Regions from separate parts of the Homo sapiens genome. Here region 2 is linked to region 1. A link is a loop called in an ENCODE intact Hi-C map of the cell type or tissue named here. Cell type or tissue: heart right ventricle. All regions are shown on one strand. Links, peaks and the distances in the headings refer to the core of each region. The heading gives the core; the rest is flanking DNA. Region 1 has its middle 21 kb from the start of IKZF1. Region 2 overlaps IKZF1 (IKAROS family zinc finger 1).

The links. A loop is a pair of places that touch in the nucleus more often than their neighbours do. Peaks named below come from ENCODE experiments on the same cell type or tissue, not always from the same donor. Only the 100,000 strongest peaks of a DNase experiment are listed, where the experiment ranks them.
Region 2: a loop joins it to region 1, with 3 times the contacts of the local background. A loop is called at or near these places in 3 of 110 quality-filtered maps.

What each region holds. Positions count from the first base shown.
Region 1 is chr7:50,276,766-50,290,116 of GRCh38, forward strand. No RefSeq gene overlaps it. Among named protein-coding and RNA genes, the nearest start is that of IKZF1, 21 kb to the right of the region's middle. RefSeq lists an enhancer at 5,222-5,511. In heart right ventricle, for the core only: no CTCF peak of the experiment used is centred there; a DNase peak (open chromatin) is centred at 6,615.
Region 2 is chr7:50,338,427-50,346,426 of GRCh38, forward strand. All of the region lies in intron 3 of IKZF1 (IKAROS family zinc finger 1), which reads left to right. Among named protein-coding and RNA genes, the nearest start is that of IKZF1, 38 kb to the left of the region's middle. In heart right ventricle, for the core only: no CTCF peak of the experiment used is centred there; a DNase peak (open chromatin) is centred at 4,402; H3K27me3 peaks cover 1,948 bases.

The DNA.
Region 1 (13,351 bases), core at 2,115-10,114:
CCATATCTTAAAACACCACACCTCTGGCAGAGCTCCTGACCTTCTTTAGTGGTTGAGCTGATTGATCTCATTAATTGGCAAAAATCTATTTATTTCTTCTCTAATAAATACTTCCTATTAATTCGATTAATCTCTTTCCTAGAACATATGCTAAATTTAGAGAAGATTCTTCAACCGCAGAGGTACCATGATGCAGGAATATTTCTGTAATAGCAAATTCATTCTTTCCAGAACATTAGCCCAGAATTTTTAATAACCTTAGGAGCTATCAGATTTGCACACCACGACAATGGCTAAGTCTCCAACCCAATTTATCCTCTTACTCAGATACCCACTTTAACTAATTCTCGTGCTAGAAATGTATCCATTTTAAATTGGGAATTTAGAGGTCTCCTTGATAGAAAGCAGTAAAATAGTACGCTCTAATTTCAGGCATGTCTAATGGAAATCTTATTCCTAAACTGTTATTAAATTACTGGGATATTGTGCTTGTGGTTTATGTGACCCGTTACATATGGCAACATCTCTATTTAAATGTCATCTTGGGCCATCTTTTCAAAGACACATCAAAAAAATAACAAGAGCTATCGCTAATAAAGAAACTCATTTCTTAACAGTTCTCAATCAAATAAATTCTTTCCTTATTGGACGGTCAACAAATTAAACAATCAACAAATGTTCATTAAGCATCACAGGGGCAGGAGGGTCTATATATACTCCAATCAACTCACCCTGGCCCTCCTGGCAGAGATGGACTGAAAAAGAACTTTACACTTCCTCTTCCTTTCCCTTCTCATCCCTTTGTACATCCAATCCTTGGCTCCCGCATTATCTAATTATGTTCAATAACCATACAGAAAACGCAGCTCCTGAGTTTTGCAGGGAAAAAAGAAAACATACTAAATTTGCTTATAACAGAATTCCATGTAAGAGAAATTTGCATCTGGGCAGCGACTGGGTAGTAACAGAAGTTTTAGCAAAACTGAAGGACCCACTACTATGGGGGATTAAGGGGCACACAGAAAGTCTTTGGTGTTTTGGAACCAACCTGTATTCCAGAAGAAGAATCAGCCTCACAGAATGAATACTCACCCCTCTCCCATCTCACCCTCTGCCGTCTGATTCCCAACCTTTCCTTTTCTCTTGCACATTAGTTTAGCTGTCTCCTTTCTGGGCTAATCTTTGACCACACCAATGTCCTTGGCATCAAATCTTCACATGGGTTTCTTGTTTTGTTAAACAAAGACACTTTCTTTGTTTTATTTTTTTTAATTATTAAGATGCCTCAAAATTGTGTTGCATGAGAATAGCCAAAAATTGAGGAAGAAAACTCTTAAATTTACATCAATAGGGAAATAATTAAATAAAAAAGATGTATCCATTCAATGTAACACTATGCATTTTAAAAATAATGATATAGAATTGTATGTTTGAAGTTCAAAATTGTTCATGAGATTATAATTTTTTTTAACTACTGAGTAGACACAATAATATAAAATATACATAAAGTATAATGATTAGTCATGCAACAGTCATGAACTTAGCACTTGAGAAAATACTCATCATCCTTACTCTGAAGTCCTGGGGATGTCTCTAATCTTATTCTCTTCTGTACCTACTCAGAAAAAATCATTATCCTGAATCTTAGGTTTATTTCCTTATGTTCTTCAGAAAATTATTGTTATTTTCCAACATCTATTAAATAATATATGTCTTTGGATTTATAGGAATGGAAGTATAACTTTTATATTCTTTTGTGATTTGCTTTTTCCACTGAAGACTAAGTTCCTGACATTCATCTGTATTGATGTGTAGCGTAGAGTCAGCTCACTTCACCTGCTTTGTGGCCTCCCAATACAAGCATACATCACAATTTTTAAAAATATTCACTTCCCAGTGGACCTTCTGGTTTCTTAAATCTTTTGTTATTACAAAGGGTGCTACTAGAAATAATATTCTTAAATACTTCAATTTTTGCTAATTTGATAATATTCTAATACAGTTTTAATTTGCATTTCTCTAATTATGAATGAGATTAAGCATCTTTTTATGTGCTTGTAAGTCATTTATGTTTCTCCTAGACCCCTTCCTTACACCTTATACAAAAATTTACTCAAGATGGATTAAAGACTTAAATGTAAAGCCCAAAACCATAAAAACCCTAGAAGAAAACACAGGCAATACCATTCAGGACACAGGCATAGGCAAGACTTCATGACTAAAACACCAAAAGCAATTGCAACAAAAGCCAAAATTGACGAATGGAACCTAATCAAATCACAGAGCTTCTGCACAGCAAAATAAACTATCATTAGAAAGAACAGACAAACCAGAGAACAGGAGAAAATTTTTGCAAGCTACCCATCTGACAAAGGTCTAATATCCAGAATCTACAAGGAACTTAAACCAATTTACAAGAAAAAAAACAAACAACCCATCAAAAAGTGGGCAAAGGTTATGAACAGACACTTCTCAAAAGAAGACATTTATGTGGCCAACAAACATATGAAAAAAAGCTCATCATCACTGGTTATTAGAGAAATGCAAATCAAAACCACCATGAGATACCAACTCACGCCAGTTAGAATGGTGATTATTAAAAAGTCAGGAAACAACAGATGCTGGTGAGGCTGTGGAGAAATAAGAACGCTTTTACATTGTTGGTGGCAGTGTAAATTAGTTCAATCACTGTGGAAGATAGTGTGGTGATTCCTCAAGGATCTAGAACCAGAAATATCATTTGACCCAGCAATCCCATTACTGGGTGTATACCCAAAGGATTATAAATCATTCTACTGTAAAGACACATTCACATGTATGTTTATTGCAGCACTACTTACCATAGCAAAGACATGGAATCAACCTAGATGCCCATCAATGGTGGACTGGATAAAGAAAATGTGACCTATATACACCATGGAATACTATGCAGCCATTAAAAAGAATGAGTTCATGTCCTTTGCAGGGACATGGATGAAGCTGAAAGCCATCATTCTCAGCAAACTAACACAGAAGCAGAAAAACCAGACACCGCATGTTCTCACTCATAAGTGGGAGTTGAAAAATGAGAACACATGGACACAAGGAGGGGAACGTCACACACCAGAGCCGATTGGGGGTTAGGGGGCAGGGGGAGGGAGAGCATTAGGACAAATACCTAATGCATGTGGGGCTTAAAACCTAGATGATGGGTTGATGGGTGCAGCAAGCCACCCATGGCACATGTATACCTATGTAACAAACCTGCACGTTCTGCTCATGTATCCCAGAACTTAAAGTAAAATTTAAAAAAATTAAAATAAGTCATTTATGTTTCTTTTTTGTAAGTGTCTATTCAAGCCTTTTGTCCATTTTGCTATTATTTTTATTATCAATTTTAAAAATCTGAGTTGGAGGGTAGATTTTTTTCTAAAGCAAATGTTTGGTAGTTCACAATTTTATCTGTGATAATTTTATTTTAGAGAAATGGACTGAGAAAAGATTTAATTTTCATTTTTTTCCTGTGTGGATAACAAACTAGTCATACCACATAGGTATGAGTGTGTTTCTAGGCTCTCTTCTGTTCCATTGATCTGTTTAATTTCAATACCAGACCATTTTAATCACTGTTATTCATAATATTTCTTGTTGGCTGTTAAGGCATATGGCCCCACATTTTTTAGGATTTTCTTAGCTATCCTTAACTCTTGGAGCTCCTGACATACATATTAAAATTATCTTATCAAGCTCTTTAAGAAGAGGATGTTTGATTGGGATTGTATTGAATTTCTAAATCAATTTGAAAAAAATAACATCTTTAAAATATCAAGTTTTTTGATCTATGAACATGGTATATCTATTTAAGTGTATGATAGTACATTTACCTATATTTCCATCTAGACTTGTGTGTCCTTTTCTGTTTCTATATTATGAGGCGATTTCTTAGTTTAAAAGCTTGGAATAATTATATTTTTCTGATCAGGTTGTAATGATTCTCTTATTTTTTTCATAATATCCTTTACCTTAGAGTCTCTTTTGTTTAATAGGAATAAAGCTGCACCTGTTTTTATTTGTTTCTTTGTTGTTGGTTTTTTGTTTGTTTTTGTTTGTTATTTTGGTCTCTATTTGGCTATGATATATTTACCCACAGTTTCACTTTTAATCCTTCTGATAACTTGTATTATATGTCTATTGTAAAAGGTACATAGCTTGCTTTGTGTTTAAAATCCACTGCAAATCTAGTTCAATCTCAACTACAGAATTTGGCCTACTGAAATTTCTTTCAAGTAAGGACGTATTCTAATTTATTTCTTTTACTTTATGTTTTCTATTTGTACTGCTTTTTATTTTTTTACTCTCGCTTCCTTTTGGATTTAGGGGTTTTCTTCACTACCGGTTTGGAAGTTATCTACCTTATTCCTGTTTTTTAGTGGTCACCATAGAAGTGTTAACATGCATACTTAATATGAAAAGTTAATAAATATTTTTACCTCAATCCAAATCATGTTGAGACCTGAGAACATCTCCGCTTCAGACCTTTTCCTCCTAATCCTGACTTATATGCCTATTGCCACAGCTGCAACTCAACAAAGACTGGCCAGTGCCTTCGATTTCATCCAGATGGTAGTTTTCCTGAAGCTGAAATTCATTTCTATATTGGCACAGCCCCACCTCTCTCCTCCCAGGATCTCCCATCACCAGCTTTGGATGTAACTAGAAGGAGTTTATCCTCAGGCTTTGGTGAAATCAGAGAAAGTCAGAGGAGAAAACTGCTATACTTGACTACGTCTTTGCCAGGATGAAGATGACCAGGGAATATTCTTGTACCATATCTGCCCATCACTGAATCCAGTCCATGTGGGATTAGACTGTAGAAATTAAGAGTTGTGTCTATTACATATTCTATGTTTTTGGGCTCTATTTCTGGTTGTAAGAATATTCTAAGGTTCTTTTTAGAGAGGGGAACTTTGAGGCTCTAAGAGAGGAAGTGACTGAGGTCACCCAGGAGTCAGTTGGCAGAACCAGAAATAGACCCCAGGTCTCATTCTCAGTTCAGACAAGGCAGCATGTTCTGCTCTGATGTTGAGTGAAAAAGAAGAGAGAGGGAGAGAATTTTCAACAGACCATATCTGTGAAGTGGAAGCAAGAGAATTATTTTCCTTAGAACAGACCTTTCTTCTCCCCTTCCCCTCAAGCCTGTCTGAAACTCCTCTGCTAACTGGCTTGAGCACTTGGAATATTCCAGATGTAAGAAACGCAGACGGGCAAGAGCACCAGCCACCCTCCCACAGCTGCAGCCCAGATCTTGTGATTTCCGCCAGGCTCAAGCTTGGCCTCTTGGTTTCTCCTTGTCCCGTGTGCTGATTGTGGGAAAATTCTGCGTGGGACACGTCTTTTCTTCAGCACTCTGGGAGTTTGCCACTCCGGCCTCCCCCTCCCGAGGACAGCAGCAGACGTGCACATCTGCTTAGGGGCAGGGCTGGCAGTTCCCAGACTACTCCTGGAAGCTGCAGTAGAAGATACAGTTTACTCTGAGCTTCCGTCTTGTGCACCTCTGAAGTCCCCAAGGATAGGGCCTTCCAGAACAGAGAAAGCGTGGCATGCTCTGCTCCCAAATTCCTTGGGAGAAGAGGTTTCATTGTCCTTGGTTTCTTCGGCTTGTAAAACTTTTCTTTCCTTTTTCTTTTTCTTTTTTTTTTTTTTTTTTTTTTTTTTGAGACAGAGTCTCGCTCTATCGCCCAGACTGGAGTGTAGTGGCACGATCTCGGCTCACTGCAAGCTCCGCCTCCAGGGTTCACCCCATTCTCCTGCCTCAGCCTCCGAGTAGCTGGGACTAAAGGTGCCCGCCACCACGCCCGGCTAATTTTTTGTATTTTTACTAGAGACAAGGTTTCACCATGTTAGCCAGGATGGTTTCCATCTCCTGACCTCATGATCAGCCTGCCTCCTCGGCCTTCTAAAGTGCTGGGATTACTGGCATGAGCCACCGCGCCTGGCCAAAACTTTTATTCTCTGGTGAGGTTGTTTGAGGCTCTCCATGCAATCTCCCGAAAAAGAGACCGAGGCCCACACAGCATGAGAGGAGAGAAATGAGTACAAGCTAAACGCAGTCTCTTCTGATGGCCTCTCTTTCCCAGAAATAAGAGGTTATAGAGAAAACACAAATGGAATCTAAATCTGGTAAGATTTGCAGAACCTCAAGGTTTCGCTGGGTCAGGAACAGGGTAAAAATAGTCTCTGAGGATGAATCCTGGCCAGGAAAATAGAGACAAGTGAAGGACAGGGAAATACATTGTAAAATTTCACTTTTTCCAGCTTCCTATTTGGTTTCACTCTGAATTTTCTCTGAATCATTTATTTCTCACACCGCCTTCATAGCACTACAAGGAGCCAGCTACAGTACCAGAATCCAGGAGATGGAGGCATGAGGGCTTTTCAAATGTCCAGTGGTAAAAGGTATAGTAAAAATAGATCCCAGAAGTAGGCAACATACCCACAAAGCTGGCCAGACAAAGTCCTGGGATGCAGGAACCCAGCCACTCAGCACAAAAGACAGCCATGGAGCTCGCAGTGCAGACGCAAGGGCCCCGAGAAGAGGAACAGCCAAAGGTCACCTCGTTTTTGGAATGCTTCCAGCTATCCCAAACAAGCAAATGACGATCACATTTCTGAAAATCCTCACCACGGGGGCATTCCTGCTTCCCCTGACGGCTGGTTCCTTTCCACTGGCCAGTTGTTTCAGACACTTATGTCAATTTTCCTGGGGGCAAGCCTGTTCCATTTTCATCTAGTTCCTCATTCTCTCCAGAGGGCGTTATTATGTGCTAGGGTCATAGAGCCAAATAGATGGACTTGAAGATACCATTCCTCTGCCATTATGGTCATAATCGTCTTTTTATAAAGGACTGCCTAAAGAAATTCAGCCGTGAAGGTCAGCAATAGCAACAATAACTCACAGTTTAACCATTTGCACTTTGGATAATTAGTCAGGAGGAGAGTAACGGAGACCCATTCAGCTACCTAAAGTAAAAATTTGCGTTTGGTTTTATTTTCTATGTTTCTTTCCAGAATGAGGTGAGTCCCATGGTGTCCAGGGGCAGAGAGGCACCCGAGGCCTTTCAGAAGTTAGAAGGAGAAACAAGAAAGTCCCAGTGAGCTCAGCAGGAACCTCGGCCCCTCTCCTGCCTCCAGCAGGCCTTAACAGAGTCTTCTCTCTTCCTCTCTAGGGCCTCTCATTCCTATAACTCTGCAAAGGCATGTGCCTGTTGTGTTATACATATGAACACATATGAAAGCCCAAACCTCTGTTTCACAGCCTTCCTTGGCTATCAATCAGCATGTTAGGTGCCAATGCCAAATTCCTGGGGGTGAAAATCTAACTGACCCATTTGGAGTTAGGGGGCTGCCCCAGGTCCAATAAACAATGCCAAGAAGGTGGGGGGCTACAGGGTGAGATAGAGATACCTGCCCACTTTTTTAGTGAGACCTATGTAGACTTCCAAAACCTATCCATTACAGAGACTGGCTAAGAACTTTCACAGACTTAAAGTAGTTAATAAGCTTTGTCCGTCCTACCCTGTATAAGAAAATGGCAGCTCTAGAACCTTGGAGGAGAGATTACATGAGCACTTATATTCTTCCTTGGCACTCTTTACTTTGGCTAGGATTAAGCCTCAATGTGTGAGAAACTTTTGAGGGGGCCTGAGCCCTCCCTGGGTGTGGTCAATGGTAGCCCACATCCTGTCCGCTGAACAGATCAGTGTGTTAATGGGCCATGGGTTAGTTCACGCAGGGATCAGTTAGTAGTAGGTGGGTCCCCTGCACAGGTTTGTCCCCAGTACTAAACCCATTCCCACTATGCTGCTGGCCACAGGAAAGCATGAGCCAGTCAGTTTGGACAGCCAGCCTCCATCTGTCACTTGTCAGAAGGAAGTCACAAAGCCCAAGCACTCTGTATCATCTTTGTAAAGATGAAATAAAGAACTGAATTATTACTTGGAGGATAGAAGACAGGTAGAATACAAAGCCATAATGATGTCCACATTTCAATAATCTCTTAATTCACCAAATGATTTATAAAGAAGCCCCTGACTAGCATACATCTCCTCCTCTGCATAGCATTTATCACCCTGAGTGGAATTTGATCTCATTTCTGTCTTCCTCAGTAAATACTGGTGTTCTTGAATGAAAGCAGCATATTGTAGCCTCTTGTAGGCTTGGGGCCCAGCCCAGGATTTGGCATGTCGCTATAAACAGTTGACAGTGGATGGATGAAGAAATGATGAATGGAGGGAAACATTTAGGGATTAAAAGTCTGAAAGAAAACAGGAAGGGACTGAAAGGAAAGCGAAGGAAGGAGGGATGGAGGAAGGAAAGAAGGAAAGAAGGAAGGAAGGAGGGAGGAAGGAGGGGAGGGGAGGGAGGGAAGGAGGGTGTTCAGTAGCAAGTGTAACAATCCCAGTGAGCACAGGGGTCATGCATCCTGTGATATGGTGCCGCACACAAATGAGTGCAACCTCCTGGACCAAACCTCCTGGACCAACACGGACCTGGGACTGGGCTTCACTCAAGAAGCAAATGAGCTTGACCCAAGGCTAAAAGTTCTCAGTGTCATGGTCTTCAGGGAAATCCTTCTTTGCCTCCTCTTTGTGTGCCCTTTCCCTCCACTCAGGCAGCAGTGCTCTTCTGGCATCGCCCCAAATCAAAAGGGAAGTCACTCCCACTAGCCATTTGCTCTTATTGATGGATTACACTGCAGTGTGAATATGCTTCATCAACTTTAGCCCAGTGGTTCTTAACCATTTTTGGCAGGAGAAAAGAGAAGTTGGCTCGGTGCATCACAGACCTGCCCTGACATCTTGATAAAAGATATGGATCCTCTCCTCAGGGAAACGCACCCCCCACCACCCTTTAAATGCACCAACTCAGTTTCAGGGCTTCCCAACTTGAGATCTGTTATCAGGGTCTACTAGACTGTATTATTTGGCTCTTTTTTAGTTTTAAGCTTCTGATCTCTAATTGGGGAAGTCTGTTACTTAGAGGATTATCAAGCACCAATAACCAGATAGGGAGGAAGAAATTTCTCTGGTCAGAATCAGACTTCAAAGTGCACAAATGGAACCCTGTTAGACTTCTGGGTAACTGGGAAGCAGTAAGATAGCAGGGTGACATAGGAGCACTACTCCTGTCCTCTGGGATCTCACTGGCCCTTTGTGCCTCTCTTTCTCTCTCACACACACTGGCCACTGGATGGAAGTCCCAGAACATTAAAGCCCCTGGGAAGCCGCCCTCCATTAATGATTGGCATGTGTCAACCGGTTAGCAGCCTTGCTTCCTAATTTTCTAGAATTATCTACCTTTGGCCTTCCAGGACAAACTATCACATACATAATTTTTAATAGATCTTTTTTTTCTTTTTGAGATGGAGTCTTGCTCTGTCATCTAGGCTGGAGTGCAGTGGCACAATCTTGGCTCACTCCAATCTCCGCCTCCCAGGTTCAAGCGATTCTCCTGCTTCAGCCTCCCAAGTAGCTGGGCACATGCCACCATGCCAGCTATTTTTTGTATTTTTAGTAGAGATGGGATTTCACCATGTTGACCAGGCTGGTCTCTAACTCCTGACCTCATGATCTGCCTGCCTCGGCCTCCCAAAGTGCTGTAATTATAAGAGTGAGCCACTGCACCCAGCCTTCACAGATTTTTTTTGAGACAGGGTCTCACTCTGTTGCCCAGGCTGGAATGTAGTGGCATGATCACAGCTCGACCTTCTGCTGGGCTCAGTATTTGTGTTTTGTACAGATGGGGTTTTGCCATGTTGCCCAGGATGGTTGCAAACTTCTGAGTTCAAGTGATCTGCCTGCCTTAGCCTCCCAAAGTGCTGGGATTACAGGTATGAGTCACTGTGCCCAGCTGGCTTTATTTTTTAGAGCAGTTTTAGGTTTACAGCAAATTTGAGCAGAAGGCACACATTTGTTACAATTGATGAGCCTGCACTGACATGTCATTATCACCCAAAGTCCAAAGCTTGTATTAGGGTTCATGCTTGACGTTGTAAATTCTATCCATTACGACAAATATATAATGACATATATCCACCATTATTGTATCATACACATCGTTCCACTGCCCTAAAAATCCTCTGTGCTCTCCTAATTCATCCTTCCTTGCTGCCCCCCAACACCTGGCAACCACTGATCTCTGTGCTGTCTCCGTAATTTTGCCTTTTCCAGAATATCATAGAGTGGAAATCATAGAGTATGCAGCCTTTTCAGACCGTCTTTTTTAACTTAATAATATACCTTTAAGATTCCTTCATTTATTTTCATGGCTTGATAGATCATTTATTGTTAGCGCCAAGTAATACTCCATTGTCTGGATGTACCACGGTTTATTCACCTATTCACCTACTGAAAGACATCTGCTTGCCCCCAAGTTTGGACAATTAAAAATAAAGCTGCTAGAAATACTTACTACATGTTTTTGTGTGGACACCAGTTTTCAGTTCATTTGGGTAAATATCAAGTGAGTGATTACTGAACTGTGTTTGGTAAGAGTATGTTTCAGTTTGTAAGAAACTGTCAGCTGAATTCCACAGTGGCTGGACCATTTTGCATTCTCCCCAGCAATGAGTGAGACATCCTATTGCTCCACATTTCGTCAACCTTTGGTGTTGTCAGTACTTTGGATTTTCATCATTCTAGTAGGTGTGTAGTATTATTTCATTGTTTTAATTTACAACTTCTTAATGGCATATGATATTCAGTACCTTTCATGTGCTAATTTGTCACCTGCATATTTTCTTGGGTGAGGTATCTGTACTTCCATGCTGTTTATTCTACTGGTAATGAGGTTTCTTACAGCAAATGCTATAACCTTGTTTCTCATGAAATCGTTGTAACCCTTCCTTGTTGGCTTTTATTTTAGATCAATTTTCTCCAAAACTAAAATTTTGTCCTTATTTTACAAAATGAAAACCAAAATTAATTTAAATATTTGGTTTGTCACTAGCAATCCAGTTGATTACTTATCTTATAGCTTATGAATTGAAACCACCTTATCATTTTTAGAATCATCCAGAATCTCTTTTTAAAGTTGGTGACTATTTTTTTATTTCCTCTCTTCAATGAAGAAGTAATGGCTCAGCAAATAACATCTTCCAATTCCTTGGGTATAATAGAATGTAAGCCATTGGGCCAACTGCAATGAACAAACTCATCCTTCACAGATAATTTTTGGTCACTTTCTTTCCAATTCTAGTATACATTTCATTTCCCCACATGAAGGCTTTTAGGTTTTAGGTCACAATTTTTTTAAGAAAACAAAAACCATAAAATATCTGCACTTTCCTAATTTTACCCTAAAGCTCCATTTTCACTAAACAGATTAAGCACATGCATTTTTTTAACAACAACAAATCTGAAAACAGACATTTTAATTTGAAATATTTTGGGGAAAATATTTAAGGAAATAGTCGTAGATTATAAAACATACTGAGGTTACTCTTATCAAAACATTTGACTACTTCAAAATGCAGTTAAAATGACATTAAAATATGACACGGAAAGCACACTCAACAAAATAAAAAAAAAAGATAAACTGAACTTCATCAAAATTAAAACCTGTAGTGCATTGATGCCACTATCAAGAGAGTGAAAAGACAGCCCACAGAATTGGAGAAAGCTTTTGCAAACCACATATCTGATATGATTCTCTATACTAGAATGTATAAAGCCAAGTACATATTCAGAAGATATAAAATATCCAGAATATATTAAAGAACACTTACAACTCAACAACAAAATGACAATCCAATTTAAAAATGGGCAAAAGACTTGCCTATCATTTCTCCCAAGATATACAAGTGGCCAATAAGCACATTAAAAGATCCTCCATGACATTAGTTATTAGGAAAATGCAAATTAAAACCACTTTACAGTCACTAGAATGGTTATAATTCAAAAAAAAAAAGAAAATAATGGGTGTTGGTAAGGATGTGGAGAAATCAGAATATTCATATATTGCTGGAAGGAATTAAAATGAATTACAATGTGGTCCTGCAATTCCACTCCTAGGTATATACCCAAAAGAATTCAAAACAGGTGTTTGAGCAAAAACTTGTACATGAATGTTTATAACAGCTCTGTTCACAGTAGCCAAAAGGTAGAACCAACCTAAATATTCATCAACAGACGAATGGGTAAACCAAATGTGATATATTCATATAGCGGAAATTGCTCCACTATAAAACAGAATGGAATACTGATACATGCTACAATATAGGTTAATTTCAAAAACTTATACTAAATAAAGGAAGCCACAGACAAAAGGCCAAAAAGTATATGCCCCCATTTGTATAAAATATCCAGAACAGGCAAATTAATAGAGACAGAAAACAGACTAGTTGCTGCCAGGGGCTGAGGGCAGCAGAAAATGGGAGTGACTGCTTAATGGGCATTGGAATGAACAAGTTCTGGAAATAGTGGTGATGGTTGCACAACATTGTGAATGTACTTAATGCCACTGAATTGTATACTTTAAAAAGGTTATGACGGTAAGCTTTATGTTATGTGTATTTTACCACAATAAAAGAGACAATAAATGCTTCAAAGGCATGATTTAAATTAGTTTTACTAGTTCATTTTATTTCAGAAATCGGTGTTTACATTGTCTAAAGGTAGAATTAATCCATGTTTTAAGCTTTTGTTCTATACGGGGCAGAGAGAATGTTGTAATGTTTCTCACCTTCACCCTGTGTTCTTGGAGAGTATTTAATTTGGCTTATTGGCTGCAAATGTACATTATTTTTCTTTTTCAACTTAATTTGACCTCCACAGTTATGTGTTATAGCTTGGGGTTCAAGATATAGGATAGTTTCATCATAAATGCTTTTGGAATCATATTTATGAGTTTTTCTAAACTTTGTATAAGTCTGACTTGTAGTTACTGTTTTACAGTAAGCCCAGTCTTTCAATTTCCCAGTAAAGTTAATGGCTATTAAAATTGCATCTAACATTTTTGGACTCAGTTATCTCTTAGATTTAATTCAATTTTCTAAACAGCCTTTGCTTATTATGTATTTTCCTTTCCCTTCAAAAATGAATCAATTATTAGTTTCCAACATAATTTTGACCAAATTTAAGTTCTTATTAACACTTTTTTAATTCTATGAAGCAAGTCAAGTGAGTTATCTCAACTACATTTTCATAATGTACGTAGGCTTATTGATAATATTAAGTATTACTGCAATGATTAATGTTATATGTCATCTCTCTCTCTCTCTCTCTCTCCCCACAATCCCCCCATCCCCTGCCCTGCCCACTGGTGCTTAAGCTTGGACATCCATCCTCTCCTGCCCTCGGATATTGACGTGCTC
Region 2 (8,000 bases), core at 1-8,000, 60 kb after region 1:
AGAATAGTTAGCTCTGTGTATAAAACAACCAACTGACATTTCGTTAACTTTCCTTCTACATGGGGTTTCAGAAAGAAATGGGGAAAAAAAGGCTGGGGGGTTGAGCTGTGGTTGCCAGTTGCCACCTGTCCCCCTATCTGGTTAGGGCATTTTCTGATTTGGGAAGTGTAAATATAACCCAGAAAAAACAGCTTCCCCTCCTTTTATGCAAAAGTAGAAAGGCTTAAACAGAGTACAGCCTTAACATTGCCCCGGAAAGTTTCCACAGAACCCGTTAGACTAAATGAAAGCTCTTGCTCTGGGGGAGTGGGCCATGCCAGGAAGCTGCCCTACCAAGCCCTCTCTTGCTGGCAAGGCAGGGCTGGGCCTGGGCTACTGTCTCCCACCAGATAAGCCCAGCTTTCTTCAAGGCCCTAACAGGAACCTACATTTCACAAATTACCGCAGACACGCTCACAATTTTAAACTCTTTGCCTGTTAGGATCAGTGAGATAACAGAAACTTATAGGGAACTCAGAAAGCATGCTCCGGTGAGCAGTGAGCCACCTAGAATCAGCCAACTGGTAATATGCGGAAAATCTGCCAGGTTGTTGGTAAACTTTTGGTAGCTTGAAGTCTACCGTGGTTGGGAGTATTTACACCACAGAAATCGGTGAACGCTGCAAATCAAGGCTTTTTCTTTTTGAGAGCTGGTTTATCTGTGCACCACTAGCTTAAATACACTTTTAATGTCCTGACAGCTGAAATTTGACAGTGAAATTTGAAAGGAGGAATTCTTTTGGGTAGGGTTGTGTGTGTGTGTGTGTGTGTGTGTGTGTGTGTGTGTGTGTGTTGTGGAGGAGGAGCTGGGAAAGGGTGAATCTATTGGGGAGGACTGTGGGGTACATATAATTTGTCCAACAGAAGAGTTGGTTCCAAATGACTCTTTGCTGTTGAAGTCACAAACTGGAAATGTTGGAGCAACTAGACTCTCCATATTCTAAACAAAACACATCTTTAGCATTTAGTTTGGTTGCTGGGGGAGTATGATTAGAAAAGGATTTGGCCAGGCATGGTGGCTTACGCCGTAATCCCAGCACTTTGGGAGGCCGAGGCAGGCAGATCATGAGGTCAGGAGTTTGAGACCAGCCTGGCCAATATGGTGAAACCCCATCTCTACTAAAATATGAAAAAAAAAATTAGCTGGGTGTGGTGGCGTGTGCCTGTAGTCCCAGCTACTGGGAAGGCTGAGGCAGAAGAATCGCTTGAATTCGGGAGGCGGGGGTTGCAGTGAGCCAAGATTGTGGCACTGTACTCCAGCCTGGGTGATAACTCCTTCTCAAAAAAAAAAAAAGAAAGAAAGAAAGAAAAGGATTCTGTGTCTTATTTATGAGCTATTATGCTATTGCTGTTATTTGGGGCTGAATGATTTTTATTTGGGGCTGAATTATTTTTAAATGTAAAGCAAGATGTCTAAATTACATTAATATGTTACTAAATTACTATGATTTTTCCAGAAAAATATTAGCCCATGCAATATTCTTTAATTCCTGTGATTAAGTTGGTCTTCTGCAAAGAAATTTCTGTTGACTTCCTTAGATTAAATGCAGCCCTGAGATAGGTGTGCAGGTCCAGGAAGTGGCCTGTGCAGTTCTCCCTGTGCCTGCAGGGGTGGCTTCTTGAGGATACTTTCGCAGTAAGGGCTTAGCAATATGCGCATGTCTAAGGAGTCTATCAGAAAACTACCTCCACTGTGGAAGGGCTGGGGATTGTATTTTTGTGCTTTGAAGCACCTGACACTTGCTGTAACTCCATTAACTGAAGAGCCGTTTGGTGCCCTAATTTCAGGAGTGAGTTCAGCTGCAGGGATCTCAGAGAGACAGGTCTAGGGTGTGTCTCCGCAAGGCCTGCTGCCAGGAGAGTACTTCCCCCACAGGGGATGTGGCTGCAGGCTGTCGATTTCCACTGAAATCACCAGGAGATGATTCTGGTGAAGCCCTGAACATCCGGTGTCACTCCTCACCAGGCTGGGTGTGATCGATGGAAGGCCTTCAGCATGGCCCCCTGCTGCATGGCAGAGCCCAGTGGCAGATGTGGCTGTTCTCTTTTTCAGAGTGAAGGACTGTTACCCTAGAAGTGAAATCCTGCTGAAATGAGAAAAGTGCTGTTATTATATTTCTACAGGCAGCTATATGATCATTTTTATTATGATTCTTGGAACCTGGCAGAATTTTGACTGCTTTTGCAATATCTCTGTGCTCTCCAGTTGAACTTGGTGGCAATAAAATTAAGAATCTGCCAGTGCCCCCCAAGCATTTCTACTCTGTCCATAATGTTTAGTGACAATTAACTATTACCAGGTGTAGCCACCCTTACTTAATCTTAGTGTTATGGTGCAAGTAATCCTTAGTGAAATTATTGTTCTGTAGAGAATGCTGTGATCTAAGTGAAGTGACTTTCATCCTGAGATGACAATGGAGTTGTTTTTGTCACTGTAAAGGCTGCATTTACTCGCAGTTTTAAAGCATTATTGCTACTTATATATGGTCTCAACACTGATTTTTATATTTGACTTTGTAGCTTTAAGTGTAAAAATTTCTGTTAAGGTTTTATATGTGTTAGTTAATTTTTCCCATTTCAATAACCATGTTTTATTATTGATGGAGTCTCCTAAAAATATACCCTTAAAATCTGCTTGCCCTGTGCCTGCACACATATTTTAAATGTTGGGTATGGAGTCTTTTTTTTTTTTTTTTTAGACAGAGTTTCACTCTGCAGCCCAGGCTGGAGTGCAGTGGTGTGATCTTGGCTCACTGCAGCCTCCACCTCTTGGGTTCAAGTGATTCTCCTGTCCCAGCCTCCCAAGCAGCTGGGATTACACGCCCGCCACCATGCCCAGCTGATTTTTTGCATTTTTAATAGAGATGGGGTTTCACCACGTTGACCAGGCTGGTCTCGAACTCCTGACTTCAGGTAATCCACCTGCCTCAGCCTCCCAAAGTGCTGGGATTACAGATGTGAGGCACCGTATCCAGGCTGTATGGAGTCTTTCTAATCAGGACATAGGCAGACAGTCCTAGCCCAGCTTTATGCCTTATGAGACGCAACAACGTTGAACAGTCATTGTTTGAGGGACAGAGGTTTTACAGATGGATGATAACTAGCATCTGTGGAACATTATTTGTGAAATATAGAAATCAGAAATTCCAGCGTAGCACTGTCCAAGGGGAACATAATTTGACCTGCATATTTGCTGGTCCATTTTTAGTAGTCACATTAAAAAAGAAAAATGACACAGGTGAAATTAATTTGAATATATTTTCTTAATTCAGTATGCTTAAATATTATTTAAGTATGTACTCAATATAAGCAATTGTTAATGAAATATTTTACTCTTTTTGAACTATGTGTTTGAAACCCCGGATGTATTTTTTTTTTATCTTCACCACACATTTCAATTTGGGTTGGTCACATTTCAAGTGCTCAGGAGTCACATGCAGCTAGGGGTTACCTATTGGACAGGCAGGCAGATCTTGAGAGCTCCAAAGAACTGTGTGTCATTATATTGTGGAAAAAAAAAAAACTTTTTAGATTAACCCTTGTTGAATGTTAGCCAAAGACTAGTCATTTATCAACTCTCTAAAAGTAGTTTTTAAATCAATTTGCTTTTCAAAACATTTTCTCAGTGTTGTCACAAATGTATGTGAACATCTGCTTTTTAAGTCTTTCATTTTTTGCCCACATTTGATGTAAAGAAAATCTAGGTCCAGTCCAATTTTAACATCAATTGGGTTTATTTTATGTAGCTGTGTTTTAAGTACAGGTCTTGTACTTGTAGGCATTTTGGTTAAGTACAAAGTAACGAGAATACAACAACATGTGAACATGTCAAACAAATCAGTTTTTCAAAGCTAAGTAGCTGAATTAAATGTAGAAAAACATGACATTTAATTTTTGTCTTCATCCCTTCATTGTATTCCCATGTACTCTATGGTAACTTTTTTAAGTTGGGAAGTCCTCTTTAAATTTTTGAAATGAGGTAGCTGCTTTATAGACATGAGGCAGGTTCCCAGAGAGCGCCCTTGAGGACAGGCTGTAAGTAAACTAAGCTGCAAAGACAGACACCATCACAACTATGGAATTGTTTTGCAAAAATTGTGGAGAGTGATGCCCCTTGATACTTCCTAAAAGATGCTTTTGCAACCTGATAAAGCAACCGAGGAGAGGTGGTGAAGGAAAGGCTTTTTTTTTTTTTTTTCAAAGAGAGAAAGAGAAGCAGCAAGCTGCCTGCCTGCAGCCTGAGAAAGCAGTTCCACCTTGGCACCCATGTCCTCATAGCCCAAGCGGGGCCACCCTGGCATGTGAATCTGCTCCGCAGTGTGCAGCCCAGACCCCAGCCTTCCTGTGAAAGGGACACCTCCTGCTGCTAACCGCTGCTCTTCCTGCAGTTCAGGAGACAGCGTGTGCTCCTGTGGCGGCTGCATTTCCTGAGTACACCATGATCCAAAAAGGCACAGATTCGTCATGGAAGCTTTGATTGGGCCGTTACTGTCTTTTGACCTTTCTTGTTTGCTTGCCCTTTTGTTTCTTTCCTCCTTTTTCCTTCCTTCCTGTCTTTCTTCTTCCTTCCTTCCTTTCTTCCTTTTTCTTTTTAATTTTCCTCCTTTCTCTTTCTCCTTTCTTTCCTTCCTTCTTTCCTCTTTTTTTCTTTCCTCCCTCCCTCCCTTTCTTTCTTCCTTCCTTTCTTTCTTCCCTCCTTCCCTCCCCACCCTCCCTCCCTTCCCCTCGTCTCCCTTCCCCTCGTCTCCCTTCCCCTCCCCTCCCTCCCTCCCTTCCTCCTTTTTCTTTCCCTTTCCTCCTTCCTTCCTTCCTCTCTTCTTTTCTCCATCCCTTTCTTCCTTTTAACATTTGATCATGGGTACCATTTCATCAAGATTCTGTTACTTAGGTCCAAGGACTAGTGACCAAATTGTTTTTCCCAGGAGTAAACTTTTCTACAAGACATAGAGAAATGACTGCCAGTGCCATCAGGCACACCATCCTGTGTGATAGGTAACCTAAAATAATGGTACAGCGGGGAGTAACTGGAAGAGTCACAACTACACAAATCTCTTGCATTTTCCTGATCATTAAATGAATTAGGGATTTCCTGGTTTGAGATTTGTGGACAAGGAGAACTACTTCTTTGTACAAGAGGCTTGTGCCAGGAGAAGACACGCTGTGGTTACAATGTTACTGTCTCTAGCTATGGTCATTTCATGTCTTTAACTGAGTGTACCTAGAGTGTAATACAGTGCAGCAGTGATGGGCTGAAGGCCTAATGCACCAGCACACATGCCTGGAAGACCTAACGTTGAGAATCCGCATTTTTTTCATCACTCACATTTATTTTGCATCTCCCTGTTTTGATTACCTTCAGAGACCCAAGCACTTGCTTTTGTATATTTGAGTCTGGGTTTTATTTTCCTTTTAGAAATAGTCCAAAATCCTTTTAGAGCCTAGACCTTTGAATAAAGTGCTAACTTAACCTGAGGAATGCTGTTTTTTTGTTCACAAATAAGGCTTAATTGTGAAGTCGTGAGAATTGCTTTCTGAGCTGACTTATAAATTTACCCACCTCTTTTTCCCCAAACCCCCAAAAAATCCTCCAGAAGGTGAGCCCAGCTTGTTGTAAAAGATTTTGAAGCAGAAGTCCTGGGTTTAAGCTTCAGTTCTCTGCCTTACCAGAATCGGGATGTGTGGGGCAGGCCTACCTCCTCTTTCTTCATCTGCAAAATACATTGAATGAAATCATATTTTTTCCTAAGTATATGACATGTAAAGTGGTATTTCAAAAACTCATTAATCTGCATGACCAGGTCAGAAAAGACACACCTTTTGCCTTGTGTCTAGTGTGTGACTGTCCTCACATGTAGATGACCCAGGCCACATCCGCTGATGTTGTCTTCCTTTACTTCTTTGTCCCTTCCAATGACTCCTTTATGAAGTCAATCAGCAGTGTTTCTAAGCCAGGTTCCTTCTCTTCACACATCCCCAACCCACAGGGCAAGTCATCCACATTTTGCCTCTCTATTTTTTGTGCTTTGGGAAACACATTTTACAACTTCCAAACTATTTGCCTAAGTTCATCTGAGCACATCTAGAATTATTCCACTCCTCTGCATCAGTGCTAAAAGTACAATCATGTATAAGCTGTTATACTCCCGTTATTTTGTACCTCATGTGCAGGTAGATTGCAAGTTCCTTGCAGGCAGGTACTACATCTACTTGAATTGCTTCACGATCACATAACACAATGCAGTGTTAAAAGTAGAAAAGTAATTGACATCTTGACTAACAGAAACACTAAATTCAGTGTATTGTGATGATACCTTTTTAAGAGATAGGCTATAGAAATAGAAAATCATCTTAGTTGGAATTGAAAGTCAAGAAGCAACATTTTAAGTAAGAGATGAAAATACTTAAAAGGGAAAGGAGCAGTGCTTACACAGATGAGGGGAAAAAATAAAATGTATCATCTAAAAATTTAAATCAAATATATTAGGTTGGTGCAAAAGTAACTGCGATTTTTGCCATTAAAAGTAATAGCAAAAACCACGGTTACTTTTGCACCAACCTAATAGATGGGAAAAATAAGAGGAATGAATATTTTAAGCTTTGCTATATAATTAAAATATTCTTAGAAGTCTGGAGTCTGTGAAGGTCACACCCTCTGGTCTTCTCCCAGCCCATAGGGTATAAATAATCTGAATTGACGGCATCCAGGGATCTCAGAAATTATTAGTACATCCCACAGTGAATTACCACCTTACTAAAATATTCATGGGTATATACTATGGATTTGTTTTATCCTATTTAGTCTTAAAAACTATAAAGAAATCTGCAGGCTTATTAACATATTACTCAGAATCATATTGTCTCCAAAGCACAAACTGAATCAGTTACAAGATATTGGACTAGAGATCATGGCAAATCAGAGGTACATAAGACCTAGTTCCGTTGTGGAGCTAAACAAACTGCAGAGACCTAAAGGGAAGCCTTGCACCACACTCTAGGTTTGGAGCTCAGGTTTTGAGTGGTGTCAGCACTCCAGAACACATGGGATCCCCGGGAGGTGGAAATTGAGCCGTCTTTGGAGAATCAGCTAATGAGACAGATGCATGTTAAATGTCTGTTGTGGCCCAGGCACTCTGCTAGGCAGAGGGGTGAACCAGAAGAATGAGATTCATGGGGCCAAAGAATTTGCCTTCTGGTGTAAGAAAAGATGGAGGCAGCTTGGCAGAAAGAAAAAAAAGGTAAAAGATAGAAATGAAATACAGAATAATCTATCTCCTCATCCCACAAGCAATTCTGCCTGGTTTGTGGCTCACGCCTGTAATCCCAGCACTTTGGGAGGCCGAGGCAGGAGGATCACTTGAGGTCAGGAGTTCGAGACTAGCCTGGACCACAAGGTGAAACCTCATCTCTACTAAAAATGCAAAAAAATTTAGGGCCGGGTGCAGTGGCAGTTCTGCCTGGTTTGAACATCTGGTTCAGTTAAAATACTTCATGAAAATATTTAGCTTGATGCACTGAAATCCATCACTGCTTTTGTGGGATGCACTGACTGCAGTCTGACTGTTCTCCTAGTGGAAAGGGGAGCAATAGCTTCTGTCTGCATGTGCATGAAACAGATGGAAATTTAGAAGAGATTCTAGTGCAGACAACTTCATCCCACCCCCGCTGCCCACAGAGCTAGCCATGTGCACGGTGTGTTTGAACAATGTTATGTTGCTGCTGTGCACAGAGATCCCCAGTCTCATAAAACATACTGGATGGAAGGCTGTCGAGAGATCATCAGGCCCCAGTGCATAAGTTCTTCCTAAGCATCCTTAACAGGTGATCACCTCGCCTATTGAGAACCCTCAGGAGGCAGCCCACTTACGGAAGCACTGATTGTTACAAAAGCCCTGAACTAAATCTGCTTGTCTCTAAAGCCAGCCCTGCAGATGTCTGCAGTGTAACTACTTTCTCTTCTCTCA